Regions from separate parts of the Homo sapiens genome. Here region 1 is linked to region 2. Evidence: chromatin loops called from intact Hi-C (ENCODE). Cell type or tissue: heart left ventricle. All regions are shown on one strand. Each heading gives the region's core, and the rest is flanking DNA. Links, peaks and the distances in the headings are about the cores only. Region 1 overlaps PTH1R (parathyroid hormone 1 receptor). Region 2 has its middle 30 kb from the start of ALS2CL.

Region 1 (8,319 bases), core at 87-8,086, 230 kb after region 2:
ATCTCCTTGAAGAGGAGGGCACAGCTGGAGGGAGGAGTGAACAGGAGTGGGGGCATTCCAGGCACGGAGCTGTGAGCTAACGTTTGGAGGGGTAGCGCACTTGGTGTGGGGTTGTCCTCCTCTTCTTGGGAAAGTGCTTCCTTAACTTTAACATGAGTTATTCTTGTTGCAATGGCTGTGCTAACAGATAAATAGGTCCTAAAGTTCAGGGAGGCCAGAGGTGGGGCCACCACCCCTATGGATGAATGAAGGAGTGTGGGAGTCATGCGTGCTGGAAGCACATATCTTTCCCTCTCCTGAACATCCCAACTCCAGAAAAAGGGGTGTGCCTCCTCCTGGCCATGGAGAAGGTGAAGCCAACAGCTGGAGGTAGAGGCTGAGCCAATTCCTTGAGCCAGTGAGGGGTGTGTTGGTCAGCTTTCGGTGGTCAGGCTGCCCAATGGCCACTCAGTTTTCAACCCATGACTGCCTGCCTGCAGTCTAGGCCATCAGGGGTGACCCCCAGTCATATCAGTAGGCTGGTCTGTCTGTTGGGAGGCCCAGGGAGTCAGCAAGTCTCTAAGGATGTGTGGGAGCCTCCGTCAGTCACTCCAGAGCTCTCCATCAGCTGGAGAAAATACAGCACAATGGGTTTGTCTTGAGAGGGGTGGAGGTGGCAGAAGAAGAAGGATAGTGGGGAGGGGGTAAGACAACAAGATGGCAAAGGCAGTGTAGATGGTAGTTGTTGGGCAGGTGGCAGTATTGCTGATGGTGCTAATGTTGCCTTGGTGATGCTGGAGGTGGTGGCAGTGGTGCTGGTGCTGGTGATGTACCAGTTGTGATGGTGCAGATGGTGGTGATGGTGGTTATATGGATGGTTACAGTAGTGCTCATGGTGGTAACGGTGATGCCAGTGGTGGTGGTGGTAGTACTGGGAGGGACTGGTGATGCTGGTGTTGGTGTTAGTGACAGTAATGATGGTTATTGATGGAGGTACTAGCAGCAACGATGGAAATGGTAGTTAATGGGTGCTGTAAATGGAGTGAGGTGGACAGGGATCAGCCCCCTCACCAGCATGGATCCCCCATGTCAGAGGCACAGGGAGAGCTTCAGGTTAGTCTTGGAGGCCCCTGGATCCTGGCAAGTCCAACTTGTCCTCCCTTAAGCCATCCCATCATTCTGTGTCTACCTCTGCCCCAGCCAGCTCAGCCATAGCTGGGGAAGCAAAGAGACTAGGATAGAGGAGCTTAGGCCAGCCGCCAGCACGTGAGGATCTGCTCCAGCCCTTCCTGGGGTCCATAGTACCAGCGGAGATCTCAGGGTCCACCTCAGCCCCCAGAGACACCAGAAGCACGGGCCACCCACAGACGCAAAGGCTAAGGAGCTGCCGCCTCACTCACAGACGCACACACGCCGCCCTATGCCCAGAAATACATGTGCACGTGCATGCTCACAAACACGTCCGGCTCGCGTCCCATACTGACAGGCTGGACAGTCTCCATGTGAGAACGCGCACGGACGGGCACACACAAGTGCACGCGCCGGCCACTCGAGAATGCGCTGCCACTCGCGCGCGCACGCACAGGGACGCGCACGCGGCTCCGCTAAGTGGAACCAGCAGAACCCAAGGCCGGCCGAGCCAATTGGAGACTCCTTGGCCCTGGAAGCCCTCGCTGCTGCCGCCAAGAGACGCGGTCAATTAACTTCTCCCTGCAGCCAGGCTCTCTGACCCGGCCTGCCCGCCCCTCTCGCCGGTGCCCGCCCCATGCCCGACCCGCCTTCTTCCTCCCCTGCCTCCTCTGGGTCCTCCCGCCCTTCACAGCCATGCTCGGACTGCAGGGCCCCGGCCCCGCCTTGGCGCGTCTGAAGGATGCAGCTCTGCCGCGGAGCTGAGGAGACGTAGCCTTCTGGGGTAGGGATGGAGGGGGTCGTCTCAGGGGACATACCCCTGCCCAGGGGTCTGAGGAAACACGACCCTGAATTAAGAGGGATGGGGCTGAGGGCTTCACAGCCCCGCCCTGGGGAGGTTTCAGAGACCGCCTTAACCTCTGCGGGTCACATTCACGGGAATGGCTGGGCTAGGCACACCAGGCTGCTCCCAAGTCAGAGGACAGAGGCTGAGACCCCTCAGCAGCCACCTGCTCTGGGTGAGCCTCCACCCGCATGATATTTCATTTCCTTTCTTATAATGAGGCCAGTGAGTCCCGGTGGGTGGCAGCCAGGGCCCAGGGTGTGCAGGTTGGAGGGAAGGGAAAGGACATTCCAGGCAGAGAACAGCAGGAGTGAGGGCCTGAGTGTCATCAGAACTCCGAGTCTGGATGGAGGGAGCTCCCAGATAAGCAGTGGAATGAGAGGGACTCCCACCCCCAGCCAGCACCAGAGTGCCCAGCCCAACCCAGGCCGCATGCCAACAGTTCCTCCATCCTCTCTTTCTCTCTCTTGGGATTGTAAGGAGGGGAGGCATTGAGGCACTCACCGTTCACTGGGGACAGCATTGACTGGGGAGCTGGGCCAAGATGGAAACTGGTGACTCCCAAGACCCCCCAGGGTGCCAGGACTTGAAGGACTCCAGGCTGGGTTTGTCTCCCCACAGTTCACCACTCCTTATCCACCCCCTGCCCCCGACTCATGTCCCCAGCAGGCAGCCAGGATCCTGTGTGGATCCATCCTGGGACATTCCATTCCAGTCCCATGTACCCCTGGGGAAAGGACTGGACAGAGAATATCAGTGACTGCAGCCTACAGGGTTACTGGCGGGCAGGCAGGAGAGAGCCCCTGCTTTTTCCCTTCGATCAGGCAGGCCCTACCCCTCAGAGCCACAGCTTCCCATCTGTAAGGTGTGAGCTCCATAGAGCAGATTCCCCACATGCAGGGGAAATCCCACCTTCCCTCTAGAGTCAGGGCCTTTTGAAAGGGGGTAGTCCCTCTGGGAAATTGGGATGTCTCTGGGACCTGCTGCTGCGCCGGAAAGTCCTGCCTGTGGTCTGACCTTCGGCTTGGCAGGTGGATGCAGATGACGTCATGACTAAAGAGGAACAGATCTTCCTGCTGCACCGTGCTCAGGCCCAGTGCGAAAAACGGCTCAAGGAGGTCCTGCAGAGGCCAGGTGGGGGTCAAAGGAAGAGGGTCTGGGGATGAGGTCAGGTGAGGGAGGGGCCAGTCAAGGGCGGGACCCAGGATACAGAGCCAGGTGAAGGCTCTCTGTGGGGGCGGACTTAGGTAAAGGGGGCCAGGCCAAAGTGAGAACCAAAGTGGGGTGCGTGGTGCAAGAGTGGAGTCAGCAGGCTCGGGCATCCATGGCTTGTCCTAAGTCTCGAGCTCAGGTCCCTGTGTTGCCCACAACCAGCACTCAGACTGATAGCTGTCGGGTTAATCTCATCAACTGAAGAGGCCCAGACCCCAACTGACTGAAGGAGAGGAGCCGCTTCCTCCCCTGACAAGCCCTTAGGGTTCTGCAGGGGTTGAGGCTGGTGATCGCCCAGAACACAAGCACACAATGACAAACACACTCTGTGGCACACAGATTTTGCTCACACTCACAGAGACTCACATGGTCTCTGCAGTCACAGCCCCACCGATGCCAGCCCCAACAGTGGCTCCCAGTCACATCGAGATCTGGGGGGTCAGATGGGCCCCCTCATTCTGGGTCCTGAACCCAGCCCCTCTTCTTAATTGTGAAAGCCTGGAGGAGCCTCTCTTTGCCCCTCATCATCCACCATGGAGCCTCTCGCTTCCTACTGTACCCCACCCTGCTACCCACATCCCCACACTGAGGCCCGAGGGTGGAGGCAGGAAAATGAGCACAGTCATTCTCATCCCAGTCCAGGCTGCTTGGACTCAGCTTCCCATCATTGCCACAGACCCGACATGTAAGGACCAGGGGGGCCTAGCTTGGGCGGTGGCTGAAGGAATACAAGTCAGAAAATGAGGAAGACTTTGTGGCTAGGAAGAAAGACCTCTCCAGCCTGGGCAACATAGTGAGACCCCATCTCTAAAAAAAAAATTTAAAAATTAGCGAGGTATGGTGGTGCACACCTGTAGTCCCAGCTATAGGGGAGGCTAAGGTGGGAGGATCACTTGAGCACAGGAATTTGAGGCTGCAGTAATTTGTGATCATGTCACTGCACTCCAGGCTGGGCGATAGAGGGAGACCTTGTCTCAAAAAAAAAAACAAAAAAAACAAACAAACAAAAAAAAAAAACGTCCAGCATCTCTCCAATGAGAAGAGAGGCCAGGCTCCATCTCAGATTAGGCATCTCAACGGCCACTGTGGAAGCTGTGAACCACATACTTGAGGATCCAGGGCAGGGGATGGGGTGGTCTTCTCTGTCCACTCTTGACTGTACCACCTTGCTCTTGTCTTCTCACCACCAGCTTCTTTACCTGCACAGCACTCAGGCCAGACTTAATTTTCGCTATGTAACCTGTCCATTGACATCACCCACTCTGTCTGCTTTCACCGTGCGCCCCCTGGTGGGGCCTTCACTGCTGCGTGGCCTTGGCCCCCACCCACTCCTGACTCCTGGGTGGGAGGATACCACCTCTGCTCTGTCTTGCCCAGTTTAGTGCTCACCCCACTAGCTGATCCTGCACTCCCATTCCAACCCTGGGGGACAATCTCCACCTCCTCTTATTACTTCACCTGGCAAGCACTTTACACTTTGTTAAACACCTCCTCACCCATCGTCTCAGATCTCCCAACAGCCTAGGTGTCACCAGGGCAGGAGACAACCCCCCCATTGTACAAAGGGGGAGTCTGAGGCCAAAGAGTACCCTGGGTCTCCTGTTGTAGCACAGCTGACAGCCATCATTACCACCCTGGTTTCTCCAGCCAGCATAATGGAATCAGACAAGGGATGGACATCTGCGTCCACATCAGGGAAGCCCAGGAAAGATAAGGCATCTGGGAAGCTCTACCCTGAGTCTGAGGAGGACAAGGAGGCACCCACTGGCAGCAGGTACCGAGGTACGTCTCTGCTTCCATGCATCCAGCTGGCATGGGCTTGGATCCACCCACCCCCATTGCACTGTCCCTCTGATGTGAGCTCATGCTTCTTGGCTCTTATAGAAAGTAAAAGGCTGCAGCCACATCCCCAGGCAAGGGGCTGGGAGAAGACAGAGTGTAGTGGGAAGGAAGGGGAGCTAGATGGCTCAGGCCTCAGAAAGAGATGAACAGAGAACTCTCCAGCACCACACCAAGAGTGGACCCAGGGCTACGGTCCCACCCATGGAGAGAAAGAGAGATGACAGAGAACCCTGGGGGACAGAGAGGCAGGGAGAGATACACAAAGACAGACAGATAGTGACAGAGAAAGACGGGGAGAGGCATGGAGACAGAGATCAACAGAGGCAGGGAGAGACAGTCACAGAGATAGAGGGGACCAGGAGGCACACACTGAAGTCTGGGCTCAGTGTGTCAGAGGAGGTACATGGGGACACATAGTGGATAGGGCCACAGAAATAGAGAAGGAGAGGAGGGCAGTGGCAGAGGGTGGGGCCAGAGGCAGTGGGACAAGGAGGGGAGAAGAGAAGGGAGGGAAGCAGATGAGGAAAGGCAGACAGAGCCCAGGCTTTGGCCACAGGGCCGGTTTCAGCCGGCCGGGTGGGCAGCAGATTCCAGATGGGCCACATCTGGGAGGCTGTGGTCACCCTGTGGCTCCCTGGGGACCAGAGGGAATTGTGGGCCTGGCTGGGTGGGGCTGGGAATATGGCGCCCAGGACAGAGAGCCTTTCACCAAGCCAGGGCGGGTCCAGCCATCAAGGCAGCCTTCCAGGGTGGCTGGAGAGTCCTGTGGTTGGAGCCCTACAGAGGGAGAGAAGGGGGCTGCAAGCTGGGAGTGGAATGTGGAAGATACAGAGGCTGGGGACCCTCCAAGGTCACTTAGCCTCCCTGCAGTGAGGCTGGGGCTCCAAAGTGGGATGTCACCCTACTTTGAATCCCACCATTAGCACTTAGATTTGGGGAATCGATCTCCCCCAGCAGTGGCCGTGGGAGTCTCACAGCAGGTACTCAGGGCAGGCATTGAGTGGTGGTAGAAGCATGGGCCAATGTGGTTAATCCCAACTTCCCAATGAGGAAATGGAAATAGAAAGACTTGGGACACCTGCGTGAGGTCAGCAGCTCCTTGGAGTCCAGCTGGCACTAGAAACCAGACCTCCTGCCTCCTGTCCATGATCCCAGGGGAAGGGGCACACAGGGAGCCTCCCAGCTGAGGGAGAGTTAGTCTGGGTACTTGCCCTTCTTCAGAGACACCTGGAAGGTGGTTCCAAGAGCAGAGAGAAAGGCGAGAGGCCTGGCCTGGGGCTGAGCACTTGAAGAGGACAGGGCCCTGTGTTGTATGACCTCAGCAAGTTGCCTACCTCTCTTGGCCTCTGTCAGCCCATCTGGAAAATGGGGCCAGTGCCAGTACCTGTATCGCAGAGGCCATAGTAAATTCTATGAGGTGGGTACAGCCCACAGAAATACATTTTCTCCAGAGTGCTCCAAAGCCTGAATTTTCCTGCTTGGGGCACACCTGTCCCTGCAGGAACCAACAACCACTGATGGGCCGGGTGCAGTGGCTCATGCCTGTAATCCCAGCACTTTGGGAGGCCGAGGCAGGCAGATCACCTGAGGTCAGGAGTTTGAGACCAGCCTGACCAACATGGAGAAACCCCATCTCTACTAAAAATACAAAATTAGCCAGGCATGGTGGCGCATGCCTGTAATCCCAGCTACTCGGGAGGCTGAGGCAGGAGAATCGCTTGAACCTGGGAGGCGGAGGTTGCAGTGAGCTGAGATCACGCCATTGCCCTCCAGCCTGAGCAACAAAAGCGAAACTCCGTCTCAAAAAAACAAAACAAAACAAAAACAAAAACAAACAAACCACAGATGTATTCATCCTTCTGGGTCACTAATCATGGCCTTGACTCTCCCTTGGTATCCCCTACCCTGTCTGTCTCTGGGCACAGGGCGCCCCTGTCTGCCGGAATGGGACCACATCCTGTGCTGGCCGCTGGGGGCACCAGGTGAGGTGGTGGCTGTGCCCTGTCCGGACTACATTTATGACTTCAATCACAAAGGTGAGGCCTGCTGGAAGGGGTGGGGATTACAAGGAGGCTGAGACTTGGAGCTAGGGGTTCAGTGCCTCGAGACCTCCCTGCCGGCCCTGACCTCCCATGGACCTGCAGGCCATGCCTACCGACGCTGTGACCGCAATGGCAGCTGGGAGCTGGTGCCTGGGCACAACAGGACGTGGGCCAACTACAGCGAGTGTGTCAAATTTCTCACCAATGAGACTCGTGAACGGGTGCGAGCCTTTCTCCTCCCCAACCTGACCAGGATAAATTCACTCCCACCCCACGGGTGACCCCTGACCCAGCCCTGACCCCTGACCTTGACTCCTCCAGCAACCTTACCCTGGCCTCTTGCTCTTACCCTGATGCTCTCCCTGGGTCCCAGGGCTCTGACTGTGTCTCCCCCCGCCCCGCACAGGAGGTGTTTGACCGCCTGGGCATGATTTACACCGTGGGCTACTCCGTGTCCCTGGCGTCCCTCACCGTAGCTGTGCTCATCCTGGCCTACTTTAGGTGGGCGGGGCGGGGCGAGAGGCGGCGGGACATGGTGGAGGGGGGGCGGTGGCCGAGGTCTGATGCGACCCCCTCCCTGCACCCATCACCCCCGGCGGGTGTCCCTACCTACGGCGCACAACCCAGCTTCCTGTCCACCCACCGCGCGTCCCCGTGCCCCCACCCACGGTCATGTCGCGCGCCCCGCAGGCGGCTGCACTGCACGCGCAACTACATCCACATGCACCTGTTCCTGTCCTTCATGCTGCGCGCCGTGAGCATCTTCGTCAAGGACGCTGTGCTCTACTCTGGCGCCACGCTTGATGAGGCTGAGCGCCTCACCGAGGAGGAGCTGCGCGCCATCGCCCAGGCGCCCCCGCCGCCTGCCACCGCCGCTGCCGGCTACGTGAGTACCCCTCTGCCCGCCCGCTCCCGGTGCCGCCACTGGCCTCGTGGGGCCCCGCCCCGCCCCGCTCCAGCCCGGCCCTCGCCCTGCCCGCCTCCTGCCAGCGCCACTGGCTTCAGCCACTCAAACCCGTCTTATAGGGTCCCTCGCAACCCTCAGCTCTGCCGCCGACCCTGCTGCCAAGGGCTCCGAGTGTCCCACACGCCCCGCGCTGCCATCAAGGCTCCTACCTCAACCCAGTACCCTCTAGCCACTCTACCTCTTCACTTTGCCTCCTGCCCCTGACACCGCATCCCCCTGAGAGAGCCCCCCAAACGAAGCCTGCCCCTTCCTGGCCTGTTTGGCCGGCACCACTTGTCCTCTCCTGCCGCCCCAGCCCCCCAGCC
Region 2 (8,319 bases), core at 126-8,125:
TTTTTTCCTCTGTGTTTATAGAATTGTCTTCCGTTTACGGTCATTGATGCTGGATTTCCACGTACACAGGGATATGAAGTTTCCCATTTTAACAGATTCCCATTTTTAAGTAGAAGTATAGAAAAACTCTAAAAGTTAAATGATGAATAGTAGGTTTGGCAAGGACTGTTCCGTTTACCTAGTGCTGCACTAAAAAGCCATCCCAAAACAATGGCTTGAAACAATAGCCGAGGTTTATTTTGCTCAGGAATCTGGGGCTGACTGGGCTGCTAGGCAGCTGTTGCCTGGGGGCATCTCTAAGGTTCCAGTCCATGGAGGCTGCAGTCACACGCGAGTGTCCTCACTCACGCGCCCAGTGTCTGGGCTGGTAAGACTCCAGGCACTGGATGCTGGATAGGCTGGGCCTATTGGGTCTCTCTCTCTGAGGCGTCCCCACACAGCAGCTCAGGGCTGCCAGACTCCCAGCATGATGGTTAAAGGCTCCCAGAACAAGGATCCCAGGAGAACTGGCAGGACCTATGTGGCTTTCTATAAGCAGCCTCAGAAGGCACTCGGCTCTCTCCTGCTGTAATCATTAAGGGCTGTGGTTTAAGGTGAGGTTCGTGGCCTCTGTGTCTTGATGGGGAGAGTGTGGAAGAATTGGTGGATATGTTTGAAAGCCACCACCAGGGCAGAAAAAAAAATACTGAGAGGCTGAACATTAGGGGATATGGGGAAATGCCCCTGCAGGTTTTGAAAGTCTTTCTCACTTGGGGTTTGCCTGACCTCCCTGCAACTCATTTCCCAGCTCTCTGCATTCTGGAAAGTCATGCCCTTCTACCTCTGGGCCTTTGACTCTGCCTTCCCCCCTGCCAGGCAAGCCATTCCTCCCTCTGGCAAATTCATTCTTCAAGATCCAGTTTCATGGTGCTGTCTGCTAAGACAGGGCCCCCACCTCTGCCCTCTTCCTGCTGTGACCACACAGACTAGGCATGTTTTGCAGACTCTTTCTCCAGAAGGACCGGGCACACAGGAAACCAATGACCACTCACTTCCCCAAGGTCATCTTTCCTCAGAGGCACTGGCAAGACTCACTGTGTAAGCACAGGTTGATTTCAGCTCACCTGCTGTCATCCGTGCTTGTCCCTGGGGATGCCTTGGCCAAACCTGAAAGAAATGCAGGAACCAGTGATGAATAGTCCTGTGCTAGTGCCTGAGACAGGCCGGGGGCCTCCTGCAGCCACTTGTCCGCACTGCTCATGTACAGATGCGTGGGTGCACCTGCTTGCTCGTATGTCCGCCTGGTTTGGCTGCATGACAGCAAGGTATAAAAGATCCTTTCTGGTTTGAAACAGTGGTTCCCTGAGGTCAAGGTATCTCCCATGTGCCTGCTGGCCCCTTTCTCTCTCCTCCAGTGCTCTCTGCCGCCCCTTAAAAGGGTCCACCACATTTCCCACGAGGATCAAAGCAATTGTGTGGGAGAGAAGAGCTTGCCTCTGAAGGCAGGCCTTGGAGATGGCCTCTTATTGATGGTCCTCACCCCTTCCTCATGGTCCTGTGCTAACCAGGCCACACAGACCGAGTCCTCACTGCACCAGGCACCGCTGCCCCAGCTCCAGGCTGCCACCCTCTGGGCTCCAGCAGCTGGGGGTGCAGAGAGCACCTGGCTCCTCAGGACACAGAGGAAGCACCTCAATGCTCCCCTGGGCAGCTCAGCCATGCAGGTCCTTTCAAGCTATCAGAGCAGGGAAAGATGTCACTGTCCCCAGAGGAGACAGTGGGCAGGGTGCATCTGTCCCAGCCATCAGCAACCTCCACCCAAAGGCACCCCATGCACTCCAGTTAGCTCTGTCTTCACATGCCCTGGCATGAGCTGCAGCACTGCTCTGAGCTCCGGGAGCCAAGGAAGACAGCCAAATCCCCTGGGGCACTAGGTCACATGGCCCTGCAGCTCGGTCCCCGTTGCCCAAGCTCTGACTTCCCACTCCTGTTCCCTGCCCTCCAGGAAAAGCCACATGTTATACTCACCCTCACCTGCACCTCCCTTCACCCCTGGGTCTGGAATTGCTGGTGGGTTCAGGGATGAAGGATTTCCCACTGAGCAGACCTTGGGTGTGGACTTGAAGCTTCAAACCCTCCTTGCTCACTTCTCGGCTTAGTGCTGGGGCAAACAACCTGAAAACCGATCTGAGTCTCCAGGAGTGCTGCCCTCCCCCACTCCACCCCCAACACAGAGGGGCCCAGTGGGTCTTATTTCCATTGGAAATTTCACTGCTGGGTGGTTTAGAGTCCTTGTCATTCTCTTCCCTGTCCTAGCTCATGGATGTGTGTTACTGTTTCAGTTCGGAGCAGGGTCCTTAAAGGGGCAGGGTCATGGCTCCCCAGCCTCAGGGGTGTCATCAATAATGTTCTGGGCCAGGTGTGGTAGCTCATGCCTGTAATCCCAGCACTTTGGGAGGCTGAGGTGGGTGGATCACTTGAGGTCAGGAGTTCAGGACAAGCCTGGTCAACATGGTGAAACACTGTCTTTACTAAAAATACAAAAATTATCCAGGTGGTGCATGCCTGTAATCCCAGCTACTTGGGAGGCTGAGACAGGAGAATCACTTGAACCTGGGAGGCAGAGGTTGCAGTGAGTAGAGATCATGCCATTGCACTTCAGCCTGGGCAGCAGAGTGAGACTCTGTGGCAAAAGAAAAAAAAACAGTGTTCTGAATTATTCAAGCCCTGTCCTGGAGTCAAACTGAACTCTTCCCTCTAACTCCCCAACTAGCGCCACACTGAGGAGCAACAGCTGCCTTGAATCCCCCGCTGTTCCATTCACTAAACTAGATTAGATGGGGAGGGGGAGGGCATAGAAGGTGCTGGGGAGCTGCAGCCTCATTGTTGTGATTCATTCACTTAATGGATCTTGTGCAGAGCACAGTTCAAGGCCCTGGGGATGAAGTAGTGACCAAGACAGAGGAGGCCTCTCCCTGCCCTCCCCAGGCACCCAGTCCAGCAAGGAGTGGGGGATTTAGCCAGGAGAGGGTGTCAGTGAGGACAAAACGTGCTCAATGACAGGATACAGGGAGAGGGCAGAGGCGGCAAACCGCGGGTCAGGGAAGCCTCTCGTGGGAAGCACTGTTTAGCCTGGAACCTGAAGGACAAGAATGAGACTGCTCCAGGGAGAGTGAGGGCCAGGAGGAGGACACCAGTGCAGGGCCATGAGGTGGGAGAGGCTCAGGGGGCTCCAGGAGCATCAAGACAGGTGGCAAGAGTGACGAGAGCACAGAGAGGAAAGGGGGTAGGAGTCATGAGGGGCTGGCAGAGGGATTCCAGGGCGACCCCAGGGACCGGGCCTGTGAGTCAAGAGAAAGAGGCTGGATTGATTCTAGGCACTGGGAAGCCATGGAGGGATGTCAGCAGGGTTGATTTCACGAAGCTGCCTCTGGCTGCAGTGTTGGCACCTGGCTGGGATGGGGGCGGGAGAGGCAGCAGGAAGACCAGGGAGGAGGCTGGGGCAGGAGGTGTCCAGCTGGGAGGGGACCAGGGCCTGGAGAAGGGTGTGCATGGGCACGGAGAGAAGCAGATGTGCCCAAGACCCATGTTGCCTTCGGGCTGACAGAGGTGCTGATGGAACAGAGGTGTGGACGAGGAGGGAGGAATCCCAGATCAGAGTGCTCAGCACTGAGGGGTGCACTCTCAATCAGGGCCTGACCAGGGATGAAGGGAAGCTCTGAAGATGGGTGAGGGAGGGTGTCAGATCTCCATTAGGAAACGGAGTGGAGAATGGTCTGTGACTCTGCACGACTCCCTGGGAATCTTGCGCGTATCCACGCAGGCCACATAAGCAAGGCTCAGCTGCGGTCCAACCTGTGTCTCGGCTGAATGCCCTACAATTCCTCCTGCAGCCAGGGGAGCTAAGACTTGGGAGAAGCCACTGAGAGGTCTTTCTCAGCTGCAGGCTACAAAATTGTTTGGCTGTAATATGGAGGCAGCTCCTAAATGGCTGAGTGACCCTCTGCTCACACTGTCATCCGATCCCTCCGGGTCAGAGTCAGACTGTGGGATGAGGGACAAGGGAGCTGACCTCCTGCCCATTTTGCTTCTGCTGTTCTTGTAAATAATAAACTGTCTAAATCCACGTGGGCTCATTGTCTCATCCCTGGCTGGATGCATGGAAGTGCGCCAAATCCACCAGCAGCTGCAGTCATGTAGCCACCCACGCTGTCGCTTGGAAATTGCTTCACAGTTTGATAAATTGGTCCCAAACGTGGGGCCAGTAAGGGTACAATGCCTTTCTGGAGAGAAGACAGAAGAGGCCCACGTGGCCGACCAAATGAAGAGATGTGGAAGACCCCAGGATCGCCCAGGCATGCTGTCACCCAGGGAGGGTGAGAGGAGGGGAACAGGGTACCCCTCTGTCCTACCTCCTGAGGAATGTTTGCAGGCTGAGTAGCAAGAGGAAGAATTGAAACCAGCCAACCAAATGCTGCCCCTCCTGATGTCCAGAGAGTTCTTGGGCTCAGGGAGATGTAAAAATGAAAACAAAAACAAAACCAGACAGGATGAAATAGAGGAGGAGGCTGGGTCGGGGGCCTGGAAGGAGAGAGCAGCTCTGCACATCAGCCGATGCTGTGACTCCTGACTGCAAGGTCTGCTCCCACAGGGGAAGGGCCACAGTTAGGACAGTGGCCGGTGGGACAAGCACACACCTGGGAGCCCACCAGGCTTCACCTGCCCAGCCACTTGATGGCAGTAAAGCAGCATAGAATAGAAGAGGGCAGGGGCCACAGCACTAAAGAGCTGTAGAGGAAGAGGTGCGTAAGGAAACCATCCAGCAGCTGTGCGGACTGCCCTCCCCAGCCAATTAGTCCTGAAGAGCCTTGAAAATTATGAGTGTGCGTGGCGGACAATTACTCAGCCTGGAGCCAGTTGCAGCAGGATGCTGGCAGTCAACAAAGGTGACCCCTGGTGTTCTGAGTACAGCAGTGACTTGACAGACAGGGCCCAGCACACCCCCTCGAGTGGTAATTACTGACTTGCAGCTGGGTGTAGGTAGACACTGAGGGTAGAGCTCCCCATGCATGGTTCCTCCCAGGCAGACCCTTATAGGGTGGGTCTGGAGGAAAGACACCAACACAGTGGACACTGCCCAGCAAATGTCTGTCATCAAATGACAGGGGGACAGCCAAGAAAGGAGGAAGCCAGGCATCAATGGAATCTCCCATCAGCCTGAAAAAGTGGCAATCACCCGCCAGGGGCAGCTACCCCAGACCTGGGGTCTGCACCAGCACCTCAGGCTCCTTGTGAACTTCACCACAGCGCAGTCCCTGAGGAGGCCTGGGCCTGATTCACAGACAGATCAGCCAAGCTACAGGACCCACAGAAAACACTGATGAAAGCTGCATATGAAGAAAGAAGTCTGGCCAGGGGCAGTGGTGCAGGCTATGGTTCTTGCCCTGGAAACAGCCCCCACCAAAGTTCACAGCCAGTGGGCTGACCATGTGGTCTGGCACTTGACAATGGAACAACTGGATGTCAAGTCCCAACCCTGGTTGGGACAAACATTAGGCTTCAGATTGCACAGGGCCCAGGGCCTCTGAAAACCCAGTGAAAAGGACCCCTTGGCAGTGAACGTCAGTGAAACCAATAAGCTGACCAATTCTGCATAGCCCAGGTAAGCATCAGAGCCACCTGGATACACCATCACACGAGGCCTGGCCATCTGTCCATAGCTCAGGACTGGGGCCCACGTCAAAGCCTAGTGAGGCCAGCACATGAGGCCAAGCAAGCCTGCAAGTGTACCAGCTCCACAGTCAAGGGACAAAGTGACTCCAGTGCACACAGCGACCTGTGCACTCCAGTACACTGACCTGGCCAGTCCTGGAAAACAGACTCCACGGACCCCTTCCCCTTCTGCCAGGAGCACCACTGGGTGCTGACGACCGTAGATGCAGCAATTCCCATCTGCGGGGAACGTGGGCCGTGCTGCTTGACAAGTCCTAAATGTACTGCTGCATATCTGAACTCCTGGAGCACATCCAGTCGGACAATGATGCCGCCCTCATAGCCAAGAGAACCAGCAATAGGCAGCTATCTGAGGGCTGCTGTGTGGGACATTTCATGTCGCCTACCACCCACAGACAGCAGGTGACTTAAAAGATGAACTAAAAAAAAAAAAACTGAAAAGATAAGTGGACTCTAATTGTGGCAATTCTCCAGGAAGGTACCATTCATTTAAATAAAATATTTAGTTATGAGGTAGGGAGGGGGAATAAGAAAAGACCCACACTGGCTGTGAGAGACCCTGCTGCATAATTCATCCTCCTCACTCTTCTCTGCCCACCTCCATCCCTGCATGGAGGAACCCGGGCTACTGACCCGTGGGCTGCAAGGTGGGGGTTGGTGTGGGAGATGCTAATCCGGTCACTCTTACCTCCTGGCTCTGCGTGCGAGCGCTGGGCAGTTGTGGATATTGATGATAATGATCATGATCATTATCTCAGGCGTGATCACTCCTAAGAGTGCCGCTGGCGCAGCCCGCACGTCTGGGGTGATACATAGTAATCACCTCCAGAAGAACACTGTGGGTTAGGAATAGTGAGGATTTCGAAAAGCGGAGCAGCTCTGCTGGAGGAGAAGGAACACCCTAGGCTCCCGGAGGCATAGAGAGGCCAGACCATTAGCGTCTTTTGGCTCTCGCCTGCAGGACACCTGGCCCACCTGTCGTCTCAGAATGCTGTGGTCACCTTGTCCCAGACCATTACCACTGCCCTCAGTCTAACTCCTGGACACCCATTCTCTCAAGAGAGCCTCAACTGAGGACTGTTGACTTTGGAGGCAAGACAGCCCCCGCCAAAGCAATGAAACATGATTAATTTTCCAGACACTGATGAGGCCTCCCTTGGCCTCATCTTATTATCGCTGGTACCCTACTGCCAAAACAAACGAACAAACAAACCAAACACTCTCTTGTGTGCTTTTCACAGATCATAGCTACTGCTCTGAATTTAATGAGCCACTGGACCTATCATCCTCCACCTGACCCTGATGACTAGACCGCACTCCCTCATTTCCACCTCCTCCCAAATACTTTTGGACATGAGGGGCCAGGCCTCAGCCAGGGGGCATATGAGAAGATCACTTTGGGAGAAACTTGCCTGTCTTGAAGGCAAGGAACAGGGACAGGTGGCCAAACACCTGGGCTCCAGCTCTGCACCTGGTAGTGCTGGAGTCGTGCAGTCACCCAGCTGGCACCTGGGCTCTGGTATGAGGCCGTGTGGGTCCAGTCCATCATAGCTACTCAGCCCCCTGTTTATTGGGGACAGAGTGTGTGTTTCTGCTTGCTCCTGAGGGCCTAGGTTTCCTGGGTTGTGACTCCTGGGGCTTTGGTCATGAGGAAGTTGAGATAAAGCCCATAAAGTGCTTAGCCCGCACGTGGGTCCTCTTCAGTGCATCCAGAGCCCAAGCGGCATCTCTTGCCTGCCCTTCACAGCAAAGGGTGCTCCTCATGGCAGAACAGGGTGTCTGGGCAGCTCCTTTGCTTACAGACAACAAACAGGACCCAGTTAGGAAAAGGACTTGGCCAAGGTCCCAGAGAGACCAAGACCTGGCAGCCTGGACCCCATCCCAGGTTCTCGCCCGCAGCAAGAGTAAACACCAGAGTACGTGTCTGTACAACCCTTGACAAAGCCAACCAGAAAAGCCCTGACCCGATCTGAGCTTGACCTTGACCCTCATTCTCACTCCAGTCCCTAAATCTAACTTGACACTGACCCTGACTTCAACCCTAATCCCTAATTGTATCCCTCACACTGACTTTAACCCAGACCCTCGCCTTATCCTTTCCCAGGTGCCCATAAGAGGGCAGCCCCTGTCCCCTGCTGGGCCCCAGTGGTCAGCCGTCCCTCTGGGAGAGTGACAGCTGAGGTCCTGGGGCCCTCCTTAGGGCCCTACTAGTGAGCATCTGCTTCACTCACACAGTGACACTAAGCACCTCTCCAGCAGCCCCTGGTCACCCCTCTGGCCTCAGCATCCCTCCAGCCTTCTCTGGAGCTGCAGTAGGCAAGGGGCATGCACAGTGGGCACCCTGCTCACGCACTGGCTCCAGCATCCTCGGGGGTGGTGTGAATGAACAGAGGCTTGGTCAGCACTCGGGTCCCTCAGATGCCTGCCAGCTCCCACTGTGGGGCAGCTGTTCCAGACCATACTCCAGACAGGGAACAGGGCTGCCATCCAGGAGGCCCCTGGGGAGGCTCGCTGACAAAGAAGTCAGCAGTCCCTTCAGAGGACTTCATGGGGCCATGCTGTGCCCTGGTCCCTTTCAGAACGCCCTCTCCATCCACCACTACCTCT

The links. A loop is a pair of places that touch in the nucleus more often than their neighbours do. Peaks named below come from ENCODE experiments on the same cell type or tissue, not always from the same donor. Only the 100,000 strongest peaks of a DNase experiment are listed, where the experiment ranks them.
Region 1: a loop joins it to region 2, with 2.6 times the contacts of the local background. A loop is called at or near these places in 6 of 110 quality-filtered maps.

The regions. Positions count from the first base shown.
Region 1 is chr3:46,890,925-46,899,243 of GRCh38, forward strand. It overlaps PTH1R (parathyroid hormone 1 receptor), which reads left to right. Exons shown (of 16, transcript NM_000316.3): 4 at 2,983-3,085; 5 at 4,811-4,945; 6 at 6,931-7,041; 7 at 7,150-7,268; 8 at 7,454-7,548; 9 at 7,738-7,933. Among named protein-coding and RNA genes, the nearest start is that of PTH1R, 17 kb to the left of the region's middle. RefSeq lists a silencer at 6,943-7,012. In heart left ventricle, for the core only: CTCF peaks have their summits at 1,588, 4,454 (motif pointing left) and 4,653; DNase peaks (open chromatin) are centred at 1,587, 2,417, 4,447, 8,067 and 5 weaker places; H3K4me3 peaks cover 1,150 bases; H3K27ac peaks cover 651 bases; H3K27me3 peaks cover 1,017 bases.
Region 2 is chr3:46,659,131-46,667,449 of GRCh38, forward strand. No RefSeq gene overlaps it. Among named protein-coding and RNA genes, the nearest start is that of ALS2CL, 30 kb to the right of the region's middle. RefSeq lists enhancers at 1,665-2,260, 3,241-3,886. In heart left ventricle, for the core only: CTCF peaks have their summits at 1,625 (motif pointing left) and 4,705 (motif pointing right); DNase peaks (open chromatin) are centred at 1,891, 4,691, 7,551, 8,091 and 1 weaker place; H3K27ac peaks cover 4,059 bases.